7 separate regions of the Homo sapiens genome follow, and regions 2, 3, 4, 5, 6 and 7 are each linked to region 1. A link is a contact called in ENCODE Hi-C or POLR2A ChIA-PET data. All regions are on one chromosome and are shown on one strand. The core of a region is the stretch at or near the end of the contact, and the rest is flanking DNA. Distances in the headings are between cores, read along the strand shown. Region 1 holds the start of CALM1 (calmodulin 1). Region 2 holds the start of FOXN3-AS1 (FOXN3 antisense RNA 1). Region 3 overlaps CCDC88C (coiled-coil domain containing 88C). Region 4 has its middle 16 kb from the start of GPR68. Region 5 overlaps LOC105370617 (a long non-coding RNA gene). Region 6 overlaps DGLUCY (D-glutamate cyclase). Region 7 has its middle 130 kb from the start of FOXN3-AS2.

Region 1 (4,033 bases), core at 1,101-3,600:
ATACAAAAATTAGCCAGGCGTGGTGGCAGGCACCTGTACCTGTAATCCCAGCTACTCAGGGGGCTGAGGCAGGAGAATCGCTTGAACCCACAAGGCGAAGGTTGCAGTGAGCTGAGATTGCACCACTGCACTCCAGCCTGGGCAACAGAGTGAGGCTCTGTCTCAAAAAAAAAAGAAAAAATGTATTTCACTAACTACTATATGAAAAGCCCCAGAGAAAGAATACCAATACCCTTAGGAAAGAAGCAGTTTTAGTATTATTATTATTATTGGATGGAGTCTCGCTCTGTCACCAGGCTGGAATGCGATGGCGCTATCTTGGCTCACTGCAACCTCCGATGCCCTGGTTCAAGGGATTCTCCTGCCTCAGCCTACTGAAAGTAGCTGAGATTACAGGCACGCGCCACCACACCCAGCTAATTTTTGTATTTTTAGTAGAGACAAGGTTTCACTATGTTGGCCAGGATGGTCTCGATCTCCTGACCTTGTGATCCGCCTGCTTCGGCCTCCCCAAGTGCTGGGATTACAGGTGTGAGCCACCGCGCCCGGCCAAGATGCAGTTTTAATAAGGAGTTTGGCCATTTAGGCTTGTAACTGACTGGATTATTGCATATTCTTTAAAATTAATTTGTATTAGTCCCTTTTCTTCTATTTCCTTATCTCCAACTCTCGCATTAGTATGCACGCTTTATTCCTACTCAGGTTTTCCCCTATGAGCCCAGGAGTATTATTATTATTTTTTTGCAGGGATTAGGATCAGGTTTGTGAAGTGAATAGTGTCTTTCTAATCTGCAGAGGGAAGGCAGCATCCCCTGGCTTGCTGCTGCAGCCTCTCTTTAAATTAAACAGCAGGTTCACTCTTTCTGCGGCATTCCAGAAGGAACATCAGTAGGAACAGCTCCACAGATGCTGACGTCTTGTCTAAGGTTATCCCAAGAAGTCCTGTGGCATTTGCAATGTGCCTGTACATTTTTCCTTTTTTAAAAAACATATTCCTGCAGACTTTGTTGAAAGCAGAAACAAACACAAGCAAGCAAAGCCCTTTCTAGCACAGCATGTTAATCACACACTTTGCCATATTCTGTGAAACAGTAAGCAAATGATAACCTCCAACTGTTGCCCGGGCCCTGTAAAACAGAAGATCAAATTCTGTGTTCTGCCTTGGCAAGAAAAGAAACTGCAGCATTTTGTCTAGATTTTTACAAGTCCTGGGGTTCACATTACTGGCTGAAATTGTTCTTTCTCTACTTTACAGAAAAATGGAAAACACTAGTAAACTTAAAGATTTAAATATTATTTTAAAAGGAATATAATAAAAAATGGAAAACACTAGTATATTTAAAGATTTAAATAGTCTTTTAAAAGGAATATAATCAAAACTGTAGTTTAAAATACAATCTAGCTCCATAAGAGAGGCAATTGGCTGTGTGTTCCACTTGTAATGCAGAGGATTTGAAGCATCTATTTTTTCCCTTGTTTCTATGGATTTATGAATAAAGACTCTGACCCTTCTCAGGATCAGGAAAATTACGAAAAATTTAAAGCCTGGGTTTAAGGTCTGTAGAAGCTGCACAGGTACACTAATTTTAGTAAGACGGGCGCCAGGAAAAAGAACAAAATAGTAGGGGAGAAATATTCAGGCATCCTAAAAAATATTCAGTGGAAACGTAAAAACATTAAAGACTGATTAAACATCGCAGCATGACACAGATTTAGCAACTGAGCATAAATAATTTGACTCGGATACTGCTCCAAAATCCGAAGAGGACCAATTTCTTCCAGGAGGACAACTACCTCGTCCTCTGCAGACCCCTCTCCTCGGCAGCTGAAGGAGTGTGGCCAATCTGCCTCCACCTCCCCGCGGACCCCCTACTCTCAGGACCTCCTGCAGCACCCCAAACTGGAAGTGGCCGCTGCAGACCCAAGGACGAGGGGCACGCGGGAGCCGGCAGCCCTAGTGGAGCGGTTGGAGATGTTGAGGTGGGAGGGTCACCCAGGTGGGGTGAGGCTGGGGTAGGTAGCGGAGTGAACGGCTTCCGAAGCTCTGGGCCGCCCCCAGGTTGGACTAAGCAGGCGCTCTGTCTTCGCCCCCGCCCAGGGTGGGCGTCTCCTGAGGACTCCCCGCCACACCTGACCCGAGACCGCGCGCCCAGCCTAGAACGCTTCCCCGACCCAGCGTAGGGCCGCCGCGACTGGCGCGCAGGGGGCGGCGGGAGGCCTGGCGAACCCGGGGGCGGGACCAGGCGGGCAAGGCCCGGCTGCCGCAGCGCCGCTCTGCGCGAGGCGGCTCCGCCGCGGCGGAGGGATACGGCGCACCATATATATATCGCGGGGCGCAGACTCGCGCTCCGGCAGTGGTGCTGGGAGTGTCGTGGACGCCGTGCCGTTACTCGTAGTCAGGCGGCGGCGCAGGCGGCGGCGGCGGCATAGCGCACAGCGCGCCTTAGCAGCAGCAGCAGCAGCAGCGGCATCGGAGGTACCCCCGCCGTCGCAGCCCCCGCGCTGGTGCAGCCACCCTCGCTCCCTCTGCTCTTCCTCCCTTCGCTCGCACCATGGTAGGTCGGGAGTGGCAAATGCCGGCGTAGCAGCTGCCCGAGATTTCTTCCCAGATTTCTAGTTGTTTTGTTTGTTTTTTGTTTGTTTTTGGTTCTTGGAGGTTTTTCTTTTCTGAGTGTTACGCAGCAGCTGCGCTTAAAGGAGGTTGCATTTTGGATTTGCATCTCGGCGACCTCTGCCAGGGAGCTTCATTTATTGGTTCCCCTTGGAGCTGGACTTGGTCGTAGGCCGTCCACGGGCAGGGGCTCCGGCCGCAACTGCAGCGGGGGTTTCTGCATCCAATCCCCCTGCCCCCCGCCCAGCCCCGCACCCACTGCATCCACTAGCGCCGCACCCGGGCTGCCTGCAGCGCAGCGTTTCGGCCTGGGAGCCGGGCGGGGCCGGGCACTAGACCCCCCCCCCCGGCCCGCCCCTCCCCACCCCGCTTCTCCGCCGGCGCGAAGGTGGCAGGTCGGGCGGGCAGTGGAGAATGAATGGGCTGGAGCTGGCCGGTGGCGCACATTGTTCCGGCCGGGTGTTGAGGGGCGCAGTCAGCGCCCGCCACCTCCCCACTTTGGCCGGCCCTGCTGGGCGCCCTCCCTCGGTCGCTCTCCCCTCCTTCTTCCCGGGGGGCGCGGCGCGGGCGTGGGCTGGGAAGGAAGGAGCCGGGGAAGGGTGGGGTTGGGGGCAGGAAGGCGAGGGGTTGGGGGCGGAGAGGGCGGAAGCGGCGGCCGGGCCGCCCTGCGCCCGGGCGGGGCCCTGCGGTGTGGCCGTGGCTTGTTCCTGCCGCTTTCGCACCCTGCGGCCCCCCACCCAGTGCAGCAGTGCGGGCGGGCGTGAGCCTCGGTGCACCAGGAGGCACTTCCCGCGGGAGGCGCTGGGCTCGCGCTAATTGGGGCGGGGGGGGGGGGCGGCGGGGGAGGAGGGAACTGGCGCGCGGCTTGGTTTCCATTAGAGACGCAAAGTTTCTGCTCCGGGAGGAGGCGGCGGCGCCGCGGGCTCGTCGCCTGGGGGAGCAGAAGCGGGTGGGAGGTGCGGGTGGCCTTGGCCTCAGCCCTGGTGCGCGGGGGCCGGGGGTGGTGACCCTCCTGGCCGAGGAGGGGCGGCGTCCAGACGCCCGCTCGGGGGCCGCCTTCCCCCCCACGCCTGCCCCCGGGCACGCGCCCTGCCCGGTCCCTCGCCCCGCGCCACTTCCAGTCCGCAGAGAGATGCCCTCCACGTTTCTGCTTTCTCTGCAGCCTCTAGATTGCCAGATGCGACTGTGCGCCTCGCTGGGTGTGTTTTCCACAGCCCCTTCCTCCTCGGCGTGCAGGGCTGACATCACCGACTGCGTTTCTGGTTTGGCGGGTGGGGAGATGGTTCCCCGCAGGGTTCTGGTACACCTTTGCCCCCAGGGCTAGCGCCATTTGGGGGAGGAGGTTTTCGTTGTCGAGAAAGTTGGATGCTCCTGGTAACCCCTCTAACAAGAGAGTTCTGTAGCGAGGTGGGACTGTTCTCC
Region 2 (4,033 bases), core at 957-3,456, 980 kb before region 1:
AGTAGAGTATAAAACAGAACTACCCAGCCACTGAAGTCAACTTTAGCTCTAAATGAAAGTTTTATGTCTCCTGAGCTTCCAAACAGGAAAATTATATCATGGCTGACAGTAAAGTAATTTAATTGCACTGTTGCTATGACAACATGCTGCTCTCTTTCTTTTTAATTTGCTTATTTGTCAGTAGCTTCCCAGAGGAACTAACACGCTATTCTCCATGTTTCCTTTTGTTTTAAACAAACACTGCCAGCAATATGGTTTTAGGAGAAAAAGTGGCATTGTCACGAAGAGAGGGTTATGGGAGTTCAGTACCCTTGGATCATGTGTGCGTTTTGTGCTGGGACCCCGTACTCTCCAACCACTCACTGCATCCCTATAAATCCCGCATTTTATACCAACAGGGTGAAGAGCTGCTGATCACTACAGTTCCATGTAAAAACAAAACAAAACAACAATAACCAAAAAAAAAAAAAAAAAAAAAAAAAAACAGTTCCCAGAAACCACAGCTGAGGAGTTTTCCATTATTATACTCTAACTACAGATTTCGCCAAATCTTTTTTTCCTCCTGTTTCAGAGGGAAAAAAAAAGAATCTGGATCATGTGAGTTGCAGTTAAGCAAACATTTTTAATCTGCTGCCAACAAGGCTGCTCCACCAGATACGCAAATAGTTATTCACTGGTGACCTCCTTACAACTTTTCTCTACACACACACACACACACACACACACACACACACACCCTCTTTTGTTTTTTTTATGACTTGCTGTGTTTTGTTACCCTCTTTATTTTTTAACGGAGAAAATGCGGCAAGAAAGCTTAGTTTCTCGCCTAGTAAACAGAAGGTCTCCAAATAACTGACAAAGACATTACTGGCCCAGCTCTGAACAGATGTTCGATGCGAACTTTAAAAAGTTAAGAAATCTTCCCAGAGCCGAGCAGTAGCGAGTTTGGGGGGCCGGGTCACCCCCGCCCACCCAGCACGCGCGCGCGCGCACGCACGCGCTTCACTCTCGTCTACTGTACTTGTCAAAAACATTTCAAGGGGACCTGCGGGAGTGGCGATTGGCTGCACCCCGCGTCAATCAGCGGCGTTGCCGGGCAACGGGGGAAACTGCTCTTATCCCCATATACAGGGCAATTGGGAGCTCGCATACCTTCACTGCCGGTCAGATGTCATAAACCTTTTATTGGCCGCACCGCGGCGAGCCTCGAAAACAAATCAATAAAAGCCCGCCGTCCCCCAACTTATCCAGGGCCCAAGGAGGGTTTCAAACAGGGCCGGGATGAGGGGGGTCGGGCCTCGGGGGTCTCCGGAGACGTTCGTTGCCTGTGCCAAGTCTGCACAGTTTGGCCGGGGGGTGATCTTTGTTAGGAGCCTGTTTCTCATCTTGGGGTCTCCACTTGATCGGAACCCCCTCCCCGGCCCGGAACGGCGGGGACCCCGTCCTCCGCAGACAATACCAACTCTGTTCCTTGCGGGCGTCTTTTCGGAAACCGAGGCACCGGGAAGCAGCACGCACGTCGGGGCAGGAAACTCTTCGGACCCGGCAACTTCCCGGCTCGGGGGCTCCCGGGGTCCACACCCGACCCTCCCCCCAGGACCTGCGGGGTCCCTCGTCTTCCCAGAGCGGCGAGGTAGTCTCCAGGACCGTCTCGGACGCGCCTCCCGCCCCGGGTGCCCCCCGAGCCCACGCGGGAGCCGGCAGGAGCGGGGTGCAAACTCACCTGGCCGGAGCGGGGCACGGGGGTGCGGGGGCGCCGCTGCCCTTCAGCAGGAGCCGACAAACTTTCGCGGGCGCCCGGCGGGCATCGCTCGGTGGCCCCGCTAAGGACGCGCGGGCGCGGCGCGGCGAGCCCGGGGCGGCGGGCGGCGGGGGGCGGCCGCGGGCGCGGGCGGCAGGGGCGCGGGGGTCGCGGCGCGGCATGGGACCTGCGGCGTCCGCCGGGCGCGCCGCGCGTCCTCCCGCCGGCCCCGCCGCTCTCCCCGCCCCGTCCCGCCTCCCGCTCGCCTCCGCCGCGGCGCGTCGGGCCGGGGCGCGCCGAGCGGCGAGAAATTGTTTCCACTGCAAACAAAAAAAGGCGACACATGACCAGGCAGGAGGAGGGGAAGCGCGGGGAGGGAGGAGGGCGGAGGGAGGGACAGAGCGGAGGGCGGAGGGAGCCGGAGAAAGGGAAAACGTGGGCCTGGCCGCCAGCGGCCTGGGGCGCGGGGCACTGACCCGCCGGGGCGGACCCTGCCCGCGCCCCTCGCGCGCCCCAGCACTCAGCCAGGGCGGAGGCCGGGGCTGGGCCGCGCGGCCTCGCCTCTTGGGCCCCGCGGGGCGGGGGTGACCGGCGCGGGTCCCGCGACCCAGGGCGGCCGCGACCGTGGGCGGTGGGGCAGGTGGGTCAGGCGGCGCGTGCCCTGTCCCCTCCCCGGGCTCCGGCCACACGAGCGGGCCGGCGCTGCGCTGCTGGCAACGTGTCGCGGGAACGCTCCTACCCCATCTGCATGCCTTACATGGCTCGAAAGTAAAAATAAAAAGAATTACGATGCGGGCGAGGCTTGTGGGGGTGAGAAGAGGAGATTCCACGTCTCCCCAGTGCTGCGTCCTGATAGGACCCCCAGGGCCTTCCGAGCCCTCTCCCAGCGACCACCTCGTGTCCCGGAGGTAAGCACCGCAGCGTCCCACCCAGGTGGCCGCGTGTCTCCCGAGGGAGGGCCGGTGGCCATTACAAGACAAGAGGCACCGTCCTAAAGGCCACGCCGGTGGGGCCTCTCAAGTGGGTTGTGCGGAACGCCCCGGCCGGCCTAGAGAGAAAACAGGTCTCATTTCCATCTCAGTTTGAGCTCTCAGGAACCAGACTGACAATTCGCAAGCCACCCAGCGAAATGGTGCAGCCACCACTCTAAGTCTCTAGGCACCTCCAAATAATAGCACCCACTGCTAAAGCCACACCAACCAGCCGCCTTGGGAGAGGATGAGAGGAGAGAGTCCAACAGGACACCCTGGTGGTGACAAAAATAAAAATGTGATTGCACATTACTCCCAGGTAGCCAAATTGGTTGGTTCCTCTACAGAGGAGAAGCCCAGGGCACCCTTCCTGCCACCCCCTCCTGAGCCAGTGGACAGGACATCGTGAGCGGTCTGAAAACTACAGAAAAAAACAGCGAGTAGACCTGGAGAAAGCTTTCTAGCATGCAGTACTTTTAAACCTAGCCAAAAGGAGGGACTAAGGGAAACACCAGTTAGGCTTCTGAAAATTTTTTCTGTCTCAAAAAATAGACCCCCCCCCCCCAATCTGAGAGTCATTCCCCCTAACAAAGGTTCAAGAGGGCAGGTGACAAGTCTTCAGCAAAGATGTGCCTTTCAGACTCACCGGAGACCTTACTACTTCCAAGTTGTGTGGCATCTCCCCATCTGGAGACAATTAGGAGGTGGAAGCCCAGGGGTAGCCTGAGGTCATCCAGCCCCACCCCTTTGATTACTGAGCACTTGATGCGACCTACCCAAAGTCACTAAGCAAAAGGCACAAGGTGGCAGAGACAAGTCAGATGATCTTTGAAGTCTCACGCCAGAGATTCTCAGGGTTAGAAGTGGTAACAAAGCCAGGATGAGACAATGTGTACCCTGCTTTCCTGTAGCTCCGGCTAATGCAGGTCCTGCCCCTCCATCAGCGCGTCAGTTGAGGGTGCTTATTCTCCGCCAGAGGAACCAAGGCCAGAGACCTTTGTCCAAGCCCTTGCTGGCCTAGAGAGGACGAAGTCGCCCCCTTACATCTTCCTCTTCCATCCCCAGCCCCCAACCCCACCCCCAAGTCCCCCAGCTACACTCACACAATAGCCAGAAATCTCTTTATATTAAGTAGAGGTGGCACCTTATTTTCACCGGCCCCAGTCCCCTCCTGCTTTCTCAGAGTTCAAAAAGAGGGGATGTGAGCCAAAGGTGATTGTACATGGAATATGTCATTCCATGTGTGTTTTTGCTTCTTGCATTCTCAAACATATTTCTTAATTTCTCTCTCCCATTACAGTTGCAGCAAGAGATGTGAGAA
Region 3 (4,033 bases), core at 690-3,189, 980 kb after region 1:
ATGTCCCACTCCACCGCTCACCCACCCAGGCCCACAGGCACCTATGCCAGGGCAGGGCTGGGGCCACGCCACACCCTGGCAGCCCTCACCCGGTGGCCTGACAATGCCGCTTCACTCCCAGGCACAAGTCGGAGCAGGATGGTGGAGGGCACCTAGGAGCCTCCAGCGGTAGATGGCAGCCCAGACCACCCCAGCCTGCTGGGACCTGTGAGGGTGGGAAAGGCAGGCAGTGGGGGCAGCCAGCCCCCAACCTCACGCCCCAACCTGAGCCCAGGCCTCAGGGTACGAGCACCACAGCACAAGGGGTACCAGCACTCCCGAGTGACCAGGCCTCCTTGTCCAGTGTCCCAGGGCAGGCATCTGGAGGGCAGGGAGAGCTCCTTGAGGAAGGGCAGCCATTCCCTCTCTCATTTATGCCACACTTCCCGGGCACCTGCTGGGTGTCTGATGGCATGCCAGTTGGGAGGTGGAGGGTATGAAGCCAAGACTGCTACCCTCAAAGCCAGGAAACAAAGACAAGGAGGACAAAGCCTGTGGGATGGGGGACAGTGAGGGGCCCAGGGTGTTTGCTATAGGGCCAGGCCCTGTCCTGGGGAGCTCACAGCCTGATCCCACCAGCAAATCCCACCAGCAAGTCTGGCACCCTAACAGAGGGATGGCAGGCACCTGAGCTGGGGGCACTGGGAGCAGAGGAGAGCGGGGAATCCAGAAAAGCTCCAAGAAGGAGGTGGCCGGAAGCTGAAATGGGAAAGAACAAGGAGCAGGTGACATCCAGGTAGATGGCAGTGGTGCGGGGGGGGGCGGGCGGGGGGGGGAGGCGTGTGTTAGTGCAGGGAGGGCTAGGAATAAAGGAAAAGGAAGACACAGAAGGTGCCCCCATCTTGTGTCTCTGGCTACAGTCCCACGATGAAGGACAACTGAGAACCAGATGTGCACAGAACCACCGTTCAGGGAGTCTGGACCCAGCCCTGTCTGCACGTTATCTAAACGGTGACAGCAGCAGCTTTGGAGTCCCCTCTGCCGGCTCCACCACCACGTTGCTGCTGGGCCTCGGCATCAAGCCCTGCCAGGTGGCCAGAAAGGCAGGTGGCCGGGCAGGCAGGCATCACTTAACCTAGCGACAATCAAGCCTGTGCCTGGCATGAAGTCAGGCCCCCGGAGGTGCTGGCTGAACCTGAGGCCTTTCCTAGCCGTCAGGTTTTGCTGGGCACTGTGCTCTCAACATGCTCCGGGGCGACACACCATCCTCCCTCCTGCTTCAACACAGGGCAGCTCTGCAGGGGGCAAACACAGGAAGCCACAGTCACCACAGTGAGCCCATAAAGGAAGACAGTCCCAGCTACCTGTGTGTGCGAGGAGTGGGGTCCATTCTAGAGATCCCCAGGAATGCACAAACCGTCCCCAGCCCCTGGGCTCAGGACCAAGGAGGAAGAACTGAGCTGGGACATCTGCTGGGGCCACCTTCTCTCTTCTCCCTCTGGCCTCAGGAGGGCCAAGAAAAACACACACGATACCAGTGCCCTATGGTGGTCTGGACTCAAGAGAGCTGGCTTGGACGCTATGCTGAGAACACTAGGGGCAGGTCTGGCCCTGGGAGCAAGTGTGCCACGGTTCATCAGTGACATCTGCCTGGGGCCAAGCAGAACTTGTGCTGGTCAAATAGCAAAGGATGAAGAGAAGGAAAAATTCTACACACATGGGAACCATGAGTCTCCAGCATGGATAAATAAGACTGTAATTACCCCTCCTTAGCCCCCACTCGCTCCTCCAAAAAAGCTTTCTGGAGGAAACAGACAGCAGAGCAGACATTTCATGCAAACTGGTCTCTTTTCATTACAGGAGTTTGCAGCAAAAGATCAGACTTCATCTAGAGAGCAAGAAACTCTCTATTCTATCACCAAGAATGTATTCTATAGCAGGAAACTGGGGGAGGGCATATCGGGACACAGTTGAAAAGCCGGGGAGGAGGAAGGTTCAGAAGTGACAAGTTTCTAATGACTAATATCTCGGCAGGAAGTGAAAATCTCAAAAGATGTTATCAACTTTGCAGCAGCTGTCCAAGTTGGGGGGTGGGCAGGGGTTGGAGGTGACCTGGCAGCCCAGCCGGTCCCCTGCCCACCCGCACCTGACAAAATCCTCTCTGTCCAGCCACACTTGCCTCCAATGCCTTCCTCAAACCCCTCCGCCGGCAATGATCACTTCCTCAGCAATCAGTGCCCCCAGGCCCCTCTCTCGTGTCCCTGCCTGAGTCCCACACAGGGAACTGAGATCCTCAGGGTCCCCAGGGCAGATGCTGGAACATGCTCACCTCTGAATCCCCCCAGGGCTCTGCACAGTGTGGCCCACAGCAGATGCCTGCCAGCTGCTGGCTAAATGGAACTGGCTGCGGGGAGGAAGGCTCTGGTGAGAACAGAGGCTTTTTGGGACCTCCAACTAAACGCACCCTCCCCCATCTACAGTGTAAAGAACACTTTATTTCGAACAGCAATAAATCAGCATGCTGCATAAACCAGGAGCTTGGCTAGACACACTGTGTCTATTACCTCTCATCCTAACTCTTGCAGGCAGTAGCAGGGTTAAGTCCACCAGGTATCTGCTAATGCAAGGTCCATTTGATCAATAGGTATTTTTCATTGCTTGGAATATTGGAGTAAATGAGAGGGCTAAAGAGGTAAATATATGTCACATGTGTGTGTTAAGAAGCAAAATAAAGGAACATAGGAGGAAGTGACAGAAAACATAGCTCTTACAGACAGGTGGTCAAAGAGGGCCCTCGATGAATCGTCAGCTGAACAAAATGCGAGTGTAGGGAGGGTGTGAGCCAGGTGGACGGGTGGAACTGGAGAATCCCAGGCAGAGGGAACAGCCAGGGGCAAGGGGTTACAGCCAGAACAGGCCGTGCAGTCCTGCTGAGCACAGAGCCTGGGGTGGCCCAACCGACCTTTGAGGCCATTCCAACAGTCTGGCAGCATCTGCAGTGGTCTCTGCAGTCAGGCTCATTCCGAAGCCTCAGGAGGCACAAGGAAGTCTCACACAAGTAACTCACTGTGATCCCAGGGGTAGTTTAAGCTTGGGTTCCAGGCACAGATGACTGGTAGTGGTTACCTAGAGTTCTGTGTTGAGAAGGATTCTGAGGCCAGATCTGGGCTCAGAGACAAAGAGGGCCAAGATCGGTCAATGGTGCCTGTCAGAGCCAGGAATGAAGATGTGGTGACACTCCCTTACGGAGCCCAATGGGACAGGCACTGTAACACGTATGTGGTATACAACATGCCGAGGGGATGTGGGCAAAACACCAGGAACTCTCTTCACTAGTTACGAAGCTACAGACTGAGTTTCCTCTGCTAAACCAGCCTTACTCTTCGAGTCTCCTTCTTGGGCTGTGGGCTCCTGAGGGTGGTGATCTGGGCGGTCTCGCTCCCCAGGGCTCTCCCAGGGCCTGGCACACAGCAGGGCTCAGCCATCATTTGCCAAATGAGCTAATGAAGGGCCACAGGCCCCAGGGTTAGCATGCGCGCGTGTCTGTGTGTGTGTGTGCGCGCGCGCATGTGGGAGAGAGAGAGACAGGCTGTGTGAACAGCCTGAATCTAAAGGACTGGGACAGAAACAATGCCCTTCAATTAGACCAACTGGACCCCTGCTGTGTGAGGCTCCGACCTGAGGACTCCAAAAAAAATCAAATCAGATGAAGCTTATTCTTCCTTTTTTCCTTTAAGTAGGGAAGCTTTTCTTCAGATGTGGGTGAGGTGGGGAAGAGGGGGGTGGGCAGCGGAATCAAAGAGCGTTTTCGGGGAAGGAGGGAAGGGCAGGCGCACAGACCCGCCCCGGCACCTGCTCACGAGGCAGACCAGCTGCTCTGGCTTCCCCGCAGGGCCGGCCGAGAGCCCACACTTCAGGCAAATAAAAGCACCCTCACCAGCTGTTCCCATGGCCAAGCCAAGCAGGATGGCAGTCTGTGCCAGCCCTGCCTCGGCAGCAAGTGGACTCTTCCAGCCCAAGCCACGAGATGAGGGGAGACTCAACCCTGTCCGTG
Region 4 (4,033 bases), core at 609-3,108, 830 kb after region 1:
CAGATCACTTGAGCTCAGGAGTTTAAGACTGGCCTGGGCAACATGGCAAAACCCCGTCTCTACCAAAAATAGAAAAAATTAGCCGGGCGTGGTAGTGGGCGTCTATAATCCAGCTACTCGGGAGACTGAGGTGGGAGAATCGCTTGAAACTGGGAGATGGAGGTTGCAGTAAGCCCAGATTGCGCCACTGCACTCCAGCCTGGGTGACAGAGCGAGTCTCTGTCTCAAAACAAAAAAGAAAAAAAAAAGAATTGAGAAGGAAAAAGAGATATGTGCTAGTTTTGTTGTCAAACCTCAAGCTGCAAAAGTTCTGGCCACAATGTGTGGTAAGTGATCAGTTAAGATGGAAAAGGCATTACATGTGTGGGTGGAAGACGTGAACAGAAACGTGTTCCAACTGACAGCAGTCGAGTTCAGTACTATCCACTGGGGATCTTGGAACATACTCCACGTGGATGAGGGGGTACTGTTATCATTAGGGCATAGTCAGGCAGCCGTGCATGGTGGCTCACACCTGTGATCTCAACACTTTGGGAGGCCAAGGCAGGAGGATCCCTTGAGCCCAGAAGTTTGAGACCAGCTTGGACAACATAGTGAAATCCCATCTCTACAAAAAAAGTTTTTAAAATTTGCCAGGCATGGTGGTATGCTCCGGTAGTCCCAGCTACTCATGGGGCTAAGGTGGGAGGATCACTGGAGCCTGGGAGTTCGAGGCTGCAGTGAGCTGTGATCACACCACTGCACTCCAGCATGGGTGACAGAGCAAGAGCTAGTCTCAAAAAAGGAAAAAAAGAAAATGGTAAAATGTGCAAATGTGGAATATATATTTACAAAGTTCTTGGGTTTTACAGAAGATTTACTCCTACCACCACCAAAATATTTATACCTTTGAAATGCTTTTTTTTCCAAACAGCATTTTGTTTACTAAGGCAAAAGAACAGCATTTTGTTTACTAAGGCAAAAGGTCCTTTGAAGAGCCTAACATTTATCACCATTGCTGCCCCTCACCTCACCCCTAACACTATTCCACCTCCTCTCTGTCTGCTCCCCTGCACCCCCTGAGCCCAGACCCTTTAACCTCTTGCATAGGAGGGCAGCCTCACCCTGTGGGTGGGTCAGGCCTCTCCAGTGCTCAGGCGGCTCAGAGTCCTCCTGAACAACTCCAGTCACTTGCCCTTATCTCTTTCACAAGCTCCCACTGCACAGTGCCCAACAACATTAGAAACTGAGTCACTGACCGTGTCCCATTACACTCTTACAATATCCTGTGCTGGTTGCACTGCTGAGTGACGGCTGACTCACCCAGATCAGGGGAGTCCAGCTTCGCAGCCATGGCCCCAAATGTTTGTTGAACCTGCTTAATTTTCATTCATTTCCTTAAACAGGTCTAGTTTCATTCTTTAAGGAGCAACAGTTGTGAGAATAGAACACAGAGGGTAGAAATGAACCCCGCATTGTACACACAGCAGTTAAGCGTGAGGATGTAGCACAGTGGTTCTGGGACTGACTTCAGTTCTCCCTATGCAGGGGCATGATGCAGCCCTGGGCGGAAGTTGCTGGGGCTGGGGCTCTCCAGGTCTCCCTTTGTCATTCTAGGGGAGTTCCCACAGGCAGGGGCTGTGCTCAGTGCTGGTGCGGCAGCAGGGCTGACACCTCCAGCATCCTGAGAACTCAGCCACATGGGGATCTGCGGCATCTCACGGCTCAGTGAAGCCACCTCAGCTCTGCAGCCTCCCTGACCACATGTCCTCCAATTAGGATTTTTGTCCCTGATTTGGGACTGCAGAGTTCCATGTAGCGAGGGCCTCTGATTGAGATTGTACCCCGACGTTTCTGCAATCTTGATGGCTAGAAGAGAGAAGCCCTCACCATGGTAAAGCTGCCAGCACGCTTCTGACTCATGTTTTGGGGGAAGACACAAATGGGTCTTTGGTTTTGCAGTAGTAACAGCAGGGTTCTCTTCTGGCATGGAGGAGTCTGAGGCATAACCATGTAATGGGTTGTCTTCACTGTGGGCAGAAATTCATGGGGAGAGGATTTCAGTTGTTTGGTAAAGAGGCTGACACCAGGTTGAGCCCAGAGAAAGCTGAGAATAAGGGTCCTAGACTCAGTGACACATCCAAACCCCTGACCCCGCTACAGGGAGAGGCAGGCCTGTGGTCCAACATCAGGGGCTCTGATGCAAGGGAGAAGACCCCTTAGCAGGGCCCAGCCCAAGGACCACAGGAGCTCTGCATTCCAGGATCCAGTTTTGATGCTTGTCCATTCCACTGTAGGATTCCTGCTCAGACCTTTAGTAGTTTTGCTCAGCTTTCCTCTTTTATCCTAGCCTTGACTGTGCTTTGAGGAAGCACCTGTATCCATGGGGTGGCCATGGTGAGTGTGGCTGCAGCCTGCAGAAGCTAGTTACAGGGAGATAGGAGATGACATGCAGGGAATGATGGGGTGATTTAAGGCGAGATATGGGCCTGGTGCCAACCAGAATGGATTTGTGGGACATAGGAGCATCACTGGGCATTTCCAAGAACATTGAGGGGAGGTAATCCTGGTGAACAGTGCATAGGATGCTCCATGGATAACAAGGGCAGGCTGGAGACCTTGGCACCTTGAGGGGAGAATGAGCCACACAGACCCTGCAGGAGATGGATCAAAGACAAGTGAGCCAGCTAAGCAGGTCAGGGCTCCTTAGTCCCCTGGAGGTCCTCTGGCCCCTCCGTCACTCAGCAGGGAAAGGCATTCCTCTGAGGTTGTTCCTTGCCCCTCATTGCACGGGCTTTGCTGACCACCAGCCCCGACTTGGTCCAGCCCACTGCATTCTGCTACATCCTGCCCACTCCCTGTGGCTTCCACTGGCTGCACGATGAGGTCTAACTCAGATTCGAAAAACCACTTCCTCTAGGCAAGGTGGAGAGGAGGATGTGGCTTACCAGCAATTCACATAAACTCAATGTGTGTCAGCAATAAGATTTCTCACCAGAAGTAAAGAAGCAGAGAGGAAAATGGGCCTGTTCTCCATGGGGCAGGTCAGACAGACTTGCTCTCACTTCACATTCCAGGCATCGCATTTGAAGAAGTGGATTTTGTTTAGAGGAAGGTACAGAGGGGTGGGTGCTTAAAACCTCTTAAGTTTAGGGCTGGATGTGGTGGCTTATGCCTGTAATCCTGGGGAGGCCAAGGCAGGTGGATCACTTGAGGCCAGGAGTTTGAGACCAGCCTGGCCAACATGGTGAAACCCTCTTCTCTACTAAAAATACGAAAATTAGCTGGCTGTGGTGGCACACGCCTGTAATCCCAGCTACTTGGGAGGCTGAGGCAGGAGAATTGGTTGAACTTGAGAAGCAGAGGTTGCAATGAGCCAAGACTGTGCCACTGCACTCCAGCCTGGGTGACAGAGCAAGGCTCTGTTTCAAAACAAAACAAAAAACCTGTTAAGTTGAGGTGGCTTGAAGAGCTGCCTGTCAGAGACTGGCCAGATACTCACCAATTCTGCCTCTCTTTCCTGCATCCATAGGAAAACTACCTTTCCCAGCCTCCCTTGCAGTTAGGTTGAGGCCACATGCCTGGGATCTGACCAATGGAATGTAAGTAGCAGGGATATCCGCCATTTCCACACTTGGCCAAAAACCCCTGTGAGATTCTCTTTTTGCTGCATCCCCTTACCTGTGTGGGTGAAAAGGGAAGACCCCAAGATGATGGACTCTGGTGATGGGAGGATCCTGAATCACTGCCATCACTTTGGGAAAGACTTGCCAGAAAGCAGCCTCTCGTTGGACTTTGCATGAAATTTTCTGCCCGACCCTGAAATTAGTCATCTTGAGTAGTAGTGAGTTGTCATTGGTGGTGTTTGTTTGTAGACAGACTGGACTATCGTTTTTGGGGAATGCAGAGGGGAGACTTCATGGAGAGGGAACTGAATATTATGACCTCTCTGGTATATGCCAGCACTAATATCTAACATGTAATTTAGCAGTATTCTTCTGAAAGTTGTTGAATTAAAGCAAATGGGATTGAAATCCCAACATTTCCCCAGAGT
Region 5 (4,033 bases), core at 874-3,373, 770 kb before region 1:
GATTGATTATAAGGATTTGGGTCATGTGATTAAGGAGGCTGACAAGTCCCCAGATTTGCACCCAGCAAGCTGTAGGCCAAGGAGAACCAATGGTGTAGTTCCAGTCTGAAGGCCAGCAAGCTCCAAACCCAGGAAGAGCTGATATTTCAGTTGAGTTTGAAGGCAGGAAAAAAAGCAATGTCCCAGCTCGAGGCAGTCAGGCAGGAGGAGGTGGTCCCTCTTACTAGAGGGAGGGCCAGCCTTTTGTTCTAGTTGGGCCTTCAGCTGATTGAATGAGGCCCACCCACATTAGGGTGGGTGTCTGCTTTCTTCGTCTACCTATTCAAATGTTAATTTATTATTATTTTTTTTTTTTTGAGACAGCCTTGCTCTGTCACCCAGGCTGGAGTGCAGTGGCGTGATCTTGGCTCACTGCAACCTCTGCCTCCCAGGTTTAAGCGATTCTCTTGCCTCAGCCTCCCAAGTAGCTGGGATTACAGATGTGTGCCCTCATGCCCGGCTTATTTTTGTATTTTTAGTGGAGATGGGGTTACGCCATGTTGGCTAGGCTGGTCTCAAACTCCTGGCCACTTCGGCCTCCTGAAGTGCTGGGATTATAGACCTGAGCCACTGCACCTGGCCTCAAATGTTACTCTTATCTGAAAAACACCCTCACAGACACACCCAGAATAATGGTTACCCAAATATGTGGACACCCCATGGCCCAGTCAAGCTGACACATAAAATTAACCATCACATTGTAAAAGACTGTGTTTTACCAGGATAATTCTAGAAAGTGTATGGAGGATGATTTCGATCCAAAATGTTGTAGATATCAGAAGGCAGGGTGACTTATTAGGAGGTAATTATTATCCTAGTTCAGATGCAGACCTGAAGGAATTCATCGTTGGTGGCTTCAGATGACCCTTCAGTGATCCATGGGTGATGTGTGATGTTACACACACCAAAGGCACCACACAGACACAACTCTCGGAGGAATCCATCAGAAGTGCAATGCCTAGAAAAGAACACAGTGGATAACTACGGGGGGGTCCTGGCTGCCCCTGCAACAGGCTGAGGACAACAGTGTCTTCTGGCCACTTTAACTACCCAGTTGCAGTAGACACAAAGCGGGGTGGCAACCTGGCTCCTTTTGGGGGGATTTCTCATTCCACGCCATGGTCCTGGTGTTGAGTGGGAACAGCAGGATTGAGCCCAGGGTGGGCACTTGACAGCATGCTGGACACTTGACCCCATGCCAGGACAATTAGGGTCCTCTGAAGTTCCCTAACTGAAGCCAGGGGAAGCGAGGATCCTTCTCTTCACTTGGATTGCCAAGCTTGGGTGCCACCAGTAGCCCCATCCTCGGTTTGCAGGCTCAGAAGATGGATAACTACGCAACTATCAGCCCAAGCACAACGTTAAAACACGATGAAAGCCCAGTATAAACTTTGGATTATCCAAACAAACTTTTTTCCCCTCTATCATCATAAACAGTTTAGAATAGGCTGTATATATCGCCACCGTTTATATACACACAGGGATGCACCGAAATCCTCACTGTACTGGGAAGATCCCCGGAACACTCTCCAGCTTTCTAGATATAGGTGGTATCAGGTTATACTGAAAGAAAGATTTTCCACTTGCTTCTTTGTATGCTTCCAATTGCAATAAAATGCCACCCGTCTTCACCCTATGAAGTCACAAGCCTTAACATTCCCCATGAAACCGATAGCCTCACCCTTTCACTAACGCAGGCTTAGGAGATGGTGAAATCACACGTGACTTGGATGTCATTACTTTTACCCACCATTTTATAAGGGATTTATTGCCTCAGCGGTGACAGCACTAAATCAGTCCTATGAATCTATGCTTGTCAAGAGGAATGGACAAAACTCACTTTGATTCCTTTGTCTCTCTGATATCTATCACATTTATTCCTTCGTTGACCAAACCCGGGCTTGCTTTGGCAATAATGGCTAATGGGCGGCATCTCATCCCCGGCTCCTACAGAGCCAGTCATGGAATGGCCCACAGCTTGTGTTTCTCAGACCCCCTTCTCAGTTCTGGCTCAGGCCCTTTAGGAATCATTTATCCTGGGGCCTGACTACCAAGCAGGGCTGCGAAGAAGGCCTTGAGAGGAAAGCGTGGGGCAGAACGCTGCCAAAAAAACAGCCCAATCTGGCTCTCAGCCAACCAGCTGGCTGCTGCGGGAAGGCCTCTCCCAGCCTCTCCAGACCCCCCTTTGTCTCCCTCGGCCTCCCTTTCTCAGCTGTCTCGCCTCAGGTAATCATCCACACTCTGCACTTCCCCAGCTCTTTTTATTCCCGCATTTCAGATCACTTTACACACGTTAATTAAGCCTTAAACCACTCAGGAAAGAAAAGCAAAAGGCGCGTGGGGATGTTTGCACTGCGCCCCTCCCAGCTGCTCTGGCCCCGGAGCAGGCCAGCCGCGAGCCGCCCCACTCCCAGCCCGGGAGGAAGGAGAGCCGCAGAGGCTGCTGGAGACCGGGAGGGCTTCTCCTGCGACACGCAGGGTAGGGGTGTCGAGGGTGGAAACTGACTCCACACATCACAGAACACCCCGTGTCATTGAGAGGCGCATGTCATTGTTACGGGACAACCTCCCACATATGGTCACCCGCTACAGTTGATCCAGATGACCTTTGGAAGGTGGGTCCTGGGCAAGACTGCTGGTGGAAAGAGGCGGTCTCTGCATCACACCTGGATTAGGTGCACTTCAGTCTGTGCCATTGTGGTCGTGATCGTGGGTTTTTGAATCAGAGATGTCTTAGTTCACATCTGGGCTCTGTTGTCTCCCAGCTCAGCTGTCTTCCACATATTGCCTGATATCCCAGGCCCCACGGTCTTATCTGCAAAGTGCATGTGATAGTATCCACTACCCTCCCCCAACCTGGATTTTTGTGGAGGATGAAATTAGATCATGCATGCAAAGTATTGGCACGCCAAGTGGTAGATGTTAGAGCTTGTTTGAGCCATCTTTATGTTTAGTCCCAGCCAGTCTGAATTAATGTAGTTCTGCTATGGCTGCTTGGACCCTCTAGCTCAAATTGGTGCTAAAGTCTCTCATTCACAAGAAATGGTGGGGAACTCCAGATGAAGTCTGTAGTTTAGTTAATCATCTGTATCAGTGGTAATTTTTTAGTTTTGGTAAATGTGTCATGGTTATTTGAGTACTAACATTACAGGAAGTTGGGTGAGTGGTGTGAACTCTTCTGTTTTTGCAACAAATGCTCATCTAATGATAACAATAATCTTATGAAAATACATCAAAATTCGTAATGGCTACACAGCGGGTGTCATACTTCACCTGATATGGTTAGGTTTTGTGTCCCCACCCAAATCTCATCTTGAATTGTAATCCCCATAATCCCCACAATCCCCACGTGTGAAGGGAGAGACCTCAAGATTCAAGGTAATTGAATCATGAGGGCAGTTTACCCCATGCTGTTCTCGTCCTAGTGAGTGAGTTCTCACAAGATTTGATGGTTTTATAAGGGGTTCTTCCGCTTTTACTCGACACTTCTCCTTCCTGCCACCTTGTAAAAAAAGGTGCCTTGCTTCCTCTTTGCCTTCTGCCATGACTGTAAGTTTCCTGTAGGCCTCCCTAACCATGCTGAACTGTGAGTCAGTCAAACCTCTTTCCTTTATAAATTACCCACTTTCAGGCAATTCTTTATAGCAGTATGAAAATGGACTAATAGATTACCTATATTTTTAGTGTACTATATTAAGATACCTCCATAGTGACCAAAAACATGCCAAGTCTTCGTTACCAAAATAAGAGGCAATTTATGTTATCTCTAGCTGTTATCACCACCAAGAAAAATCCCTTGGGTTTTCAGTGCCTACAAGGTACCGTATTGAACCTTAAAATAGCAAATGTTACTATCCGGTAAAACCACTACCTATGTGGCAGTCATTTTAAAGTAGGTTTGGATGTAAGATACTTGATAACCTTACCGTATAAGCCCCCAGTGCTTCCCTTATTTCACAGAAAATGAATGGCTTGCCAGTCAATCAGCTCCAAG
Region 6 (4,033 bases), core at 680-3,179, 750 kb after region 1:
CCTAGCATGAGAGGATCAAGTTGAAAGGGCATCTGTTATTATATCTGTCCCATCATATCTGCTTCTGTGATGGCTTTATTATGTACATTTCTTTCTATACATTTGTGCTCTCAGGTGGCATTCTTCTTCAGAGCAGGGCAAGTGTAATTCTGGACCAATGTGTGATTCTGAGACCAGACCAACCAACTGAAGGTAATTTTATTCTCAATTAAAGAAACACAGACGGGGCGCAGTGGCGCACGTGAGCCTGTAGTCCCAGCACTTTGGGAGGCTGAGGCAGGTGGATCACTTAAGGTCAGGAGTTCAAGACCAGCCTGGCCAACATAGTGAAACCCCATTTCTACTAAAAATACAAAAATTAGCCAGGTGCAGTGGCACGCACCTGTAATCCCAGCTACTTGGGAGGGTGAGGCAGGAGAATCGCTTGAACTAAGTAGGTGGAGGTTACAGTGAGCCAAGATTGCACCGCTGCACTCCAGCCTGGATGGCAGAGTAAATCTCTGTCTCAAAAAAGAAAGATACACACATCTCTAACAAAGGATTTTTTTTTTTTCTTGAGACAGGATCTCTCTCCATCACCCAGGCTGGAGTGCAGTGGCTCCATCTCGGCTCACTGCAACCTCCACCCCCAAGGCTCAAGCGATATTCCTACCTCAGCCTCCCAAGTAGCTGGGACCACAGGTGTGTACCACCATGCCTGGCTATTTTTTTGTATTTTTAGTAAAGACAGGGTCTCACCATTTTGCTCAGGCTGGTCTCGAACTCCTGAGCTCAAGCGATCCACCCACCTTGGCCTCTCAAAGTGCTGGGATTATAGGCATGAGCCACTGTGCCTGGCTAGGAATTTATTTTAACAACCAAAAACTTAAAACTCAATAACATCATTAACTCATAAATTATTGTTTAGTTACAGATTACGAAAATGATAGAACCAGAAGGTGCTAACAAAATGTCTGTCCTGCATGTGTGGCATTTGACATGAAGAAACTGAGGCCCTTGCTGGGCGCAGTGGCTCATGCCTGTAACCCCAGCACTTTGGGAGGCCAAGGCAGGAGGATCACTTGAGCTCAAGAGTTCAAGACCAGCCTTGGACAAGATAGTGAAACCTTGTCTCTACCAAAAAAATACAGAAGTTAGCCAGGCATGGTGCAGTGTACCTGTAGTAGCAGCTACTGAGGAAGCTGAGGTAGGAGGATCGCTTGATCCCAGGAGGTCAAGGCTGCAGTAAGCCGTGATTGTGCCACTGCACCCCAGCCTGGGCGACAGAGTGAGACCCTGTCTCAAAAAAAGAAAAGTAAAGGCTACGCGCGGTGGCTCATACCTGTAATTTCAGCACTTTGGGAGGCCGAGGCGGGTGGATCACCTGAGGTGGGGAGTTTGAGATCAGCCTGACCAACATGGAGAAACCCCGTCTCTACTAAAAATACAAAATTAGCCAGGCGTGGTGGCGCATGCCTGTAATCCCAGCTACTCGGGAGGCTGAGGCAGGAGAATCACTTGAACCCGTGCGGCGGAGGTTGCTGTGAGCCGAGATGGTGCCATTGCACCCCAGCCTGGGCAACAAGAGCGAAACTCTATCTCAAAAAAAAAAAAAAGAAAAGAAAAGAAAAGAAAGAAACTGAGGCCCAAAGAGTTTGCATACTTTGCTATTAGTTCAGCCTGTCTTCTGTGTATGCAGGTGGTGTCTCTAGGTCGTTATCACTCTGGCAAATTCTCTCCCAGTGATGGAGATGTGTGGAGCCCCCAGTCTCTCCAACCAGGGAGTGGTGCTCATGGTGACCCTGAAGTAGGCTTGTGGGTCAGGCCGTTGGTTGAGCTGTGCAGTGCCAGAAGTAGCTAAACATCCTTAAAGGAACTGCCTAGTTTATCATTAGGACTAACCATGGAACCGATGACTCAGCGTTTACTGTTGGCAGTATCATACACTCAACCTGCATGTAGATTTCGTGCATCATATTTTGTGGTTACAGGAATTTGGCCTGATGGACCCGTTGCAGAAACTCTGTACTAAATAAGCAAACACGTGTGCTCTAGTTTTACAGGCCAAGCAAACTGTGAAACAGAAGGGTTGGCCTTTCTTGCCCTTAGCAGTCATACCTTGGACTTTTGCCACTTGGTTGGGTTGCTTTATTTGGCTAAGTAACTAAAAGCAGATTTACTTTGAAGAATGAGGTTCTCAAATATTCTAGAACTCTCTAAGAATGGACATTCACAGTCATGCTGGGCAGACAGAGTTATTCCCAAATTTTCAGAGTCATAAAGCTTATGTTTGGGCTGGGTGCGGTGGCTCACACCTGTAATCCCAGCACTTTGGGTGGCCGAGGCGGGCGTATCACAAGGTCAGGAGTTTGAGACCAGCCTGGCCAATATGGTGAAACCCTGCCTCTACTAAAAATACAAAAATTAGCCAGGCATGGTGGTAGGCACCGGTAGTCCCAGCTACTCAGGAGGCTGTGGCAGGAGAATTGCTTGAACCCAGTAGGTGGAAGTTGCAGTGAGTGGAGATTGCGCCGCTGCACTCCAGCCTGGGTGACAGAGTGAGACTCCATCTCAAAAAAAAAAAAAAAAAAAAAAAATCCAGTTTGGCCTGTGTGAAGCACCCACACAAAACCTTCCTTTCCCAATATTAGCGCCTTCCTGTGGAGCTGGAACAGGGGCCCCGGGGCTAGAATATTTGATATTCAAGACACACACTGAGTCTGGTGTGGTGCTTTTCAGCAACACATTGAAAAATTGTTGCTTTTCACACCAACAATTTGAAACTAAACATTTAATGTGAATGTTTCTTTTTTTTTGAGAGAATGTCTCACTGTCCCCCAGGCTGGAGTGCAGTGGTGCAATCGTGGCTCACAGCAGTCTTGACCTCCTGGGCTCAAGCAATCCTCCTGCCTCAGCCTCCTGAGTAGCTGGGATTACAGGTGCACGCCACCATGCCAGCTAATTTTTTTAGTTTTTGTTTTTTGTAGAGATGGGGGTCTCGCACTCCTGGACTCAAGGGATCCTACCGCCTCAGCGTCCCAAAGTGCTGAGATTCCAGGCATGAGCCACCACACCTGGCCTTAATCCGAATGTTTTTTAACAATCACAACTTGATTTTTAACATTTTAATTTAAAATTTTTATTATGGTTAAAAATATACAACATACAGTTTACCATTTTAATCATTTTTAAGTGTACAGTTCTGTGGCATTAAGTACATTCACATTGTTGTGCAACCATCACCACTCTCCATTTCCAGAACTCTCTTCATCTTCCCAAACTGAAACTCTCTGCCCATTACACGGTAACTCCCCATTCCCCACCCCATCTCCTGGACCCAGCCTGTGGTCACCACCATTCAGCTTTCCATGTCTGTCCATCTGTCTGTTGTGGGTGTCTTATAGAAATGGAATCATACAATATTTGTCACTTATGTCTGACTTATTTCAGTTTGCATAACGTGCTCAGGGTTCACCCATGTTGTAGCATGCATCAGAATTTCCTTCCTTTTTAAGGCTGAAGAATATTCTACTGTATGTATATACCACATTTTGTTTATCCATAATTTTTCTATAGTTTCTTATTTCTTTGTTGTTGTTGTTTTGTTTTTTTGAGACGGAGTCTCGCTCTGTCGCCCAGGCTGGTGTGCAGTGGCGTGATCTCGGCTCACTGCAAGCTCTGCCTCCGGGGTTCACGCCATTCTCCTAACTCAGCCTCCCAAGTAGCTGGGACTACAGGCGCCCACCACCACACCCGGCTAATTTTTTTTTATTATTTAGTAGAGACAGGGTTTCACCATGCTAGCCAGGATGGTCTCGTCTCGATCTCCTGACCTCATGATCCACCTGCCTTGGCCTCCCAAAGTGCTGGGAGTACAGGCGTGAGCCACCATGCCTGGCCTATTTTTTTTATTTTAAAATAATTGCAAAGTGACAAAACATTTCAAGAATGGTACTAAAGAAAATCTTTTTTATATCTCATTATTCATCTTTTTTATTTTTTCTTTTCTTTTCTTTTTTTTTTTTTTGAGATGCAGTCTTGCTCTGTCACCCAG
Region 7 (4,033 bases), core at 1,010-3,509, 700 kb before region 1:
CTATGAAAGTTTCCAAATAAAAATTCATGTATGCAAATGCCCTTATTTTATTGTAAAATTCACTTTTATTTTTGTTGCTATTATAACATTAAACAATTTTTTTTCAGACAGGGTCTTGCTCTGTTGCCCAGGTTGAAGTCTAGTGGGACAATCACAGCTCACTACAGCCTCAACTTCCTGGGCTCAACTGATTCTCCCACCTCAGCCTCCCAAGTAGCTGGGACTACAGGCATATGCCACCATACCCGGCTAATTTTTGTATTTTTTGTAGAGACGGGGTTTCACCATGTTGTCTAGGCTGCTCTCGAACCCCTTGGCTCAAGCAGTCTGCCTGCGTCAGCCTCCCAAAACGCTGAGATTACAGGTATGAGCCATTGGGCCCATACATTTGGTACATTTTAACTACCAAATGTACAGCAAATTAATTTAATGATTTGCCCTTTGCACACAAAGTCATTAGGTATACACAGTTTCATCGTTTTTTTCCCTCCATAGTGCTAAACATAAAACTATTCTGTTCAGACTTTTGGTTTAGCTTTCTGAATTTATCTTCTACCCTCCACCATGCAAATTAAAGGTTCTGTTTTGATACTGGGAAAAAATGATCTAAGATTAAGAGGACATTGTGTATATGTGTGTGTGTGTGTGTGTGTGTGTATAAATTAATTTTATATGATCACTTGTCCAAACACAATCACGTTTTCAAACTAAAAAGTGTGTCAAAGTGGTTTTAGAAGAAATTAAATAGTCTGGCAAGATGAAGAATAAAAAAGTTCCAAGTGAATGATCCTTTGGAGTGGAAAAAGGTTAGCTGTGAATATGCTTTTGAAATATACTACAGGGGATTCTCATCCCAAGATTATGGTCGTTCATGCCTCTAGGTTTAAGTGTTGCTCAATCAGCAAGGTGCTCAATTCACAGTGATTGCTGCGCATTTCCTTGTTGATCAAGAAAATGCAGAATCTCAGCGCAGACACATTTACCAGCACATTTACCATCAAAATGAATATAAGAAATAAGATTTTGATTTAAATTTTCCAGTTGCAGCAGATCGAGAAAAATATGTGCAGGAGAGGATTCCATTTGAAAAGCTCTGATTCAAATAAGTCCAAAGAGAATGCATCTCTATGTACCTAATGTTGCCTTCGAATTAGACAGTAAGCTTTTCTCGCTCAGAGCCCTTGTCAATTTGATTAAACTCACAAACATGTGACTGACTCCGCCTCTATTAAAAACACTCAAGCCAGAGAACGACTGAGAAGCGTGTGGCTTTGTCTTTGTGAGTGGGTCTTTTGGCCAAGCGATCATTACACTAGCTAAATGGGTGTACGGTTAAATTTAATACTCCACAACTGAATTCTCCAATCGCAGCTCACTGCAAAAAGTGATTTAGAATAATGCAAATTTGAGTCCAGAATCTAGAACACCCTTCCAGGCACGGAGGTTTTCCGTTTAAATGGCCCTCGGGAAATAACACTGATTTTCAAAGTCGTTTTAAAAGGCAGCTTTTGGCAGCTGCTATCTTTTGCATATTCTCTTTCCGAGATTAAAGAACCTTCAGGTGACAACACCTAGGGTAAAAGGATGGGACATCAGGCTGCAGACGTGCGTATGCGTGTGTGCACACGCGTGCAGTCTTGACTAGGTGTGGAAAAAAGGTCCGAAGAGATTCCAAAATCAAAAAAATTCCCTTGGCCTACTCCGGCCCCGAAGACCAACTCAGACCCCACCAGACAAACTGGAAAGTCTCCAAGCTCTCAGTCGCCCCAGTCGGCGGGGGAGTGAGTGGGGCCGACCGGCCTTGCGGCCCTGCCACCTTTCGGGGCGACTCGGTTTCTCCACTGACACCCCCGGGCGCGAGGTCTGGTCCATCCCGGAGTGGGAGCTAGGCAGGGACGCCACCTGGCAGCCCACTCTGGGCCCCTGGCCCGCGTTTCCCGCAGGCGCCGGCGGCGTCGGGCGCGGCCGCCGCGCTGCCATGGCAACGGCGGTCCGCCCCCCCCCCGCTTCCCGGCGCCGGCGCGCCAGCGGGGCGGGGCGGGGCGGGCGTTGCTAGGAAACCGGCGGCGGGCCGCCTCCGCGGCGCGGTCTCTCGGCTTCCACCCTTCACCTACTTCCCCTGCGGGGCCGGAGTGGGGGAGGGTCGGGGGAGGCCATCGGGAAGCCACGTGGTGGCCCGGGGCCTCGCGGCTCATTCTGCGTTGCGCCGTCCCTTCCAGGTCGAGTTGACGGCCTTTTCCCCCTTGGCGTACAAGTATTGAGTCCCGCGCCCTGGGAGGGAGACGGCGCTCAGCAAATTTAGATGAATGCAACGCTTCAACGTGGGCTCTCGACCTCTGGTCCCCCATCCCCTGCCGGCTCTATTAGGACAATGAAGTCCCCAAACTCCACTGGAGGGTTCTTCACCCACTCTTCTTCCCCTCCAAAGGAACCATCTCTTGAACTTCACGAAATCCAGGAGCAATGCTAAGCGTTTTGTATACATCACCTCATTTTCAATCCTGTGAGGTGGGAGCTGGGAACTTCATTTTAACAGGAATAAAATGTGGCCTACAGCTGGTTGGGGTGGAGCCAGGACTTGAAGTCCAGTTGTGCTTATTAACTTCAAGTGTCTGCCTTTTTATAATGCTCAAGTTCGTCCTCTCAGCTGCCTCTTGGCTAGCCCAGCATCCCCCTTTGCTGTCCAAACACCCACACCAGCCAGGACACACTGTCTGGAACATGGTCTGACAAGGGGATTAAAAACTTGAAATCAAGGTTGTCCAAAAAATCTGGGGCATACGGTTTATGTTGATGTATCATTGATAATTTACAGATGTCCCACTCTGTAATGTACTACCAGAATAACCACTTATGATCATCAAATTCTTAGGAAATGAAAATCCAAACCAAAGACAATTGACTCATGGTAGGTACTCCATTCTGGGCTTTAACATTTTTTTTTTTTTTTCTTGTAAACCATAGCTGTTCACTAAGTGTTTTTTTTTTTTTTTTTTTTTCTTTATTTCCTTGTCACTGACTTGAAGCTCGAGAGTGTATTTTCTACTAGGGAACTGTCTTGGGTTGCCAAGGATTTGCGTGCAAGCAATTTATTAAGGAAGAGCTTCCAGGAGAAACTAGAAAGGGAAGCAGAATAGGAAAGAAGCAGCCAAGCAAGGGAGCAATTTAAGGTGAAGTTCCAGCCCCAGCAAGATCCCCAGCTAGTTCTGGAGCATAAATTAGAATTTATCCCAACTTGAGGCAAGGGAGCTGGGGTTTTCATAACCCTGCACCAATTAGTCACTGGCTATAGTCTTTCCTGGAAAGGGTGGGGGGACAAAAATACCTAGCACTTCTGGTTCTGAGGTGAGTCTGGGTGAGTCTAGGCACTTAATTTAGACGCGTTAAGTGAGTCTAGGTGCTTAATACCTCTTCTGCAGTGAAGTGGCTCCTATAGATTAAGGGAAGGAAGTTCTCTGAAGGAAGGGGTATGAACCTTTAGGAGTAAACCACTTAGAAGCTGGGGCTAGGGGCAATGAACTGGAAAGGGGGATATGAAGGGATCTGGGCAGAGCACCAACAACACCCATGACAGTCCACCCCCTGCACCACTTAGATCCACATGTGCATTAGTTCGTTCTCAGGCTGCTATAAAGAAATACCTGAGGCTGCAAAATTTACAGAGAAAAGAGGTTTAATTGGCTCATGGCTCTGCAGGCTGTACAGGAAGTATGGTGGCCTCTGCTTAGCTTCTGGGGAGATCTCAAGAAACCTTCAATCATGGTGGGAAGTGAAAGAGAAGCAGGTACATCCTACATGGCCAGGGCAGGACCAAGGAAGAGAAGGGGAGATGCTACACACTTTTAAGCAACCAGATCTTGCCATAACTCACTCATGAGAACAGCACCAAAGGGGAAATCTATTCCCATAATCCAGTTACCTCCCACCAGGCCCCCACCTCCAACACTGGGGATTACAAATCCACATGGGATTTGGGTGTGGACACAAATCCAAACGATATCAACATGCTTCTCACGTCAGTTTCACTTCATCA

Evidence for each region. A loop is a pair of places that touch in the nucleus more often than their neighbours do. ChIA-PET counts read pairs that join two places held with the same protein, here RNA polymerase II (POLR2A). Pooled maps may share reads with other maps.
Region 2: a loop to region 1 is called in a map of natural killer cell, with 19 times the contacts of the local background. The contact joins the promoter of FOXN3-AS1 here to the promoter of CALM1 in region 1. A Hi-C loop is called at or near these places in 3 of 168 maps with a recorded cell type or tissue (CD8-positive, alpha-beta T cell, naive thymus-derived CD4-positive, alpha-beta T cell and natural killer cell), 5 of 37 single-sample maps with no recorded cell type and 18 of 50 pooled maps. POLR2A ChIA-PET finds 5 or more read pairs at or near these places in 1 of 52 experiments (MCF 10A).
Region 3: a pooled map shows a loop between it and region 1 (4-fold over the local background). The contact joins the enhancer-like site here to the promoter of CALM1 in region 1. A Hi-C loop is called at or near these places in 2 of 37 single-sample maps with no recorded cell type and 2 of 50 pooled maps. POLR2A ChIA-PET finds 5 or more read pairs at or near these places in 1 of 52 experiments (B cell).
Region 4: a loop to region 1 is called in a map with no recorded cell type, with 8 times the contacts of the local background. The contact joins the enhancer-like site here to the promoter of CALM1 in region 1. A Hi-C loop is called at or near these places in 4 of 37 single-sample maps with no recorded cell type and 9 of 50 pooled maps. POLR2A ChIA-PET finds 5 or more read pairs at or near these places in 2 of 52 experiments (CD4-positive, alpha-beta memory T cell and activated CD8-positive, alpha-beta memory T cell).
Region 5: a pooled map shows a loop between it and region 1 (4-fold over the local background). The contact joins the enhancer-like site here to the promoter of CALM1 in region 1. A Hi-C loop is called at or near these places in 2 of 168 maps with a recorded cell type or tissue (OCI-LY7 and naive thymus-derived CD4-positive, alpha-beta T cell), 5 of 37 single-sample maps with no recorded cell type and 12 of 50 pooled maps.
Region 6: a loop to region 1 is called in a map of ascending aorta, with 5 times the contacts of the local background. The contact joins the enhancer-like site here to the promoter of CALM1 in region 1. A Hi-C loop is called at or near these places in 3 of 168 maps with a recorded cell type or tissue (PC-3, ascending aorta and gastrocnemius medialis), 1 of 37 single-sample maps with no recorded cell type and 9 of 50 pooled maps. POLR2A ChIA-PET finds 5 or more read pairs at or near these places in 1 of 52 experiments (endothelial cell of umbilical vein).
Region 7: a loop to region 1 is called in a pooled map, with 2.1 times the contacts of the local background. The contact joins the enhancer-like site here to the promoter of CALM1 in region 1. A Hi-C loop is called at or near these places in 8 of 50 pooled maps. POLR2A ChIA-PET finds 5 or more read pairs at or near these places in 2 of 52 experiments (activated CD4-positive, alpha-beta T cell and activated naive CD8-positive, alpha-beta T cell).

Annotation. Positions count from the first base shown.
Region 1 is chr14:90,394,679-90,398,711 of GRCh38, forward strand. It overlaps CALM1 (calmodulin 1), which reads left to right and starts at 2,351. Exons shown (of 6, transcript NM_006888.6): 1 at 2,351-2,555. The coding sequence starts at 2,553. RefSeq lists silencers at 2,043-2,462, 2,743-2,902, 2,913-3,462, 3,543-3,612, 3,653-3,722 and enhancers at 2,147-2,441, 2,563-2,612, 3,783-4,033.
Region 2 is chr14:89,415,148-89,419,180 of GRCh38, forward strand. It overlaps FOXN3-AS1 (FOXN3 antisense RNA 1), which reads left to right and starts at 2,207. Exons shown (of 2, transcript NR_036500.1): 1 at 2,207-2,649; 2 at 4,013-4,033. FOXN3 (forkhead box N3) reads right to left here and starts at 2,086. Exons shown (of 6, transcript NM_005197.4): 1 at 1,724-2,086. RefSeq lists enhancers at 938-1,232, 1,247-1,780, 1,781-2,313, 1,938-2,232 and silencers at 1,928-2,137, 2,178-2,467.
Region 3 is chr14:91,371,737-91,375,769 of GRCh38, forward strand. All of the region lies in intron 3 of CCDC88C (coiled-coil domain containing 88C), which reads right to left. It overlaps LOC107984673 (a long non-coding RNA gene), which reads left to right. Exons shown (of 2, transcript XR_001750858.2): 2 at 900-2,515. Among named protein-coding and RNA genes, the nearest start is that of CCDC88C, 44 kb to the right of the region's middle. RefSeq lists enhancers at 17-629, 2,233-2,302, 3,765-4,033. Within about 2 kb of position 1,940, at least 12 of the 41 ENCODE cell types and tissues checked have a DNase peak (open chromatin) inside an H3K27ac peak, as active enhancers do; they include B cell, where a contact is called at or near this core.
Region 4 is chr14:91,227,038-91,231,070 of GRCh38, forward strand. No RefSeq gene overlaps it. Among named protein-coding and RNA genes, the nearest start is that of GPR68, 16 kb to the right of the region's middle. RefSeq lists enhancers at 1,350-1,409, 1,420-1,699, 1,730-2,049, 2,110-2,199, 2,747-2,796. Within about 2 kb of position 1,859, at least 11 of the 41 ENCODE cell types and tissues checked have a DNase peak (open chromatin) inside an H3K27ac peak, as active enhancers do.
Region 5 is chr14:89,623,193-89,627,225 of GRCh38, forward strand. All of the region lies in intron 1 of LOC105370617 (a long non-coding RNA gene), which reads left to right. Among named protein-coding and RNA genes, the nearest start is that of FOXN3-AS2, 49 kb to the left of the region's middle. RefSeq lists enhancers at 2,353-2,926, 3,598-3,657. Within about 2 kb of position 2,124, at least 10 of the 41 ENCODE cell types and tissues checked have a DNase peak (open chromatin) inside an H3K27ac peak, as active enhancers do.
Region 6 is chr14:91,147,667-91,151,699 of GRCh38, forward strand. The region is part of intron 1 of DGLUCY (D-glutamate cyclase); the gene reads left to right. Among named protein-coding and RNA genes, the nearest start is that of SNORA11B, 23 kb to the left of the region's middle. Within about 2 kb of position 1,930, at least 12 of the 41 ENCODE cell types and tissues checked have a DNase peak (open chromatin) inside an H3K27ac peak, as active enhancers do; they include endothelial cell of umbilical vein and gastrocnemius medialis, where a contact is called at or near this core.
Region 7 is chr14:89,699,677-89,703,709 of GRCh38, forward strand. No RefSeq gene overlaps it. Among named protein-coding and RNA genes, the nearest start is that of FOXN3-AS2, 130 kb to the left of the region's middle. RefSeq lists a silencer at 1,989-2,048. Within about 2 kb of position 2,260, at least 26 of the 41 ENCODE cell types and tissues checked have a DNase peak (open chromatin) inside an H3K27ac peak, as active enhancers do.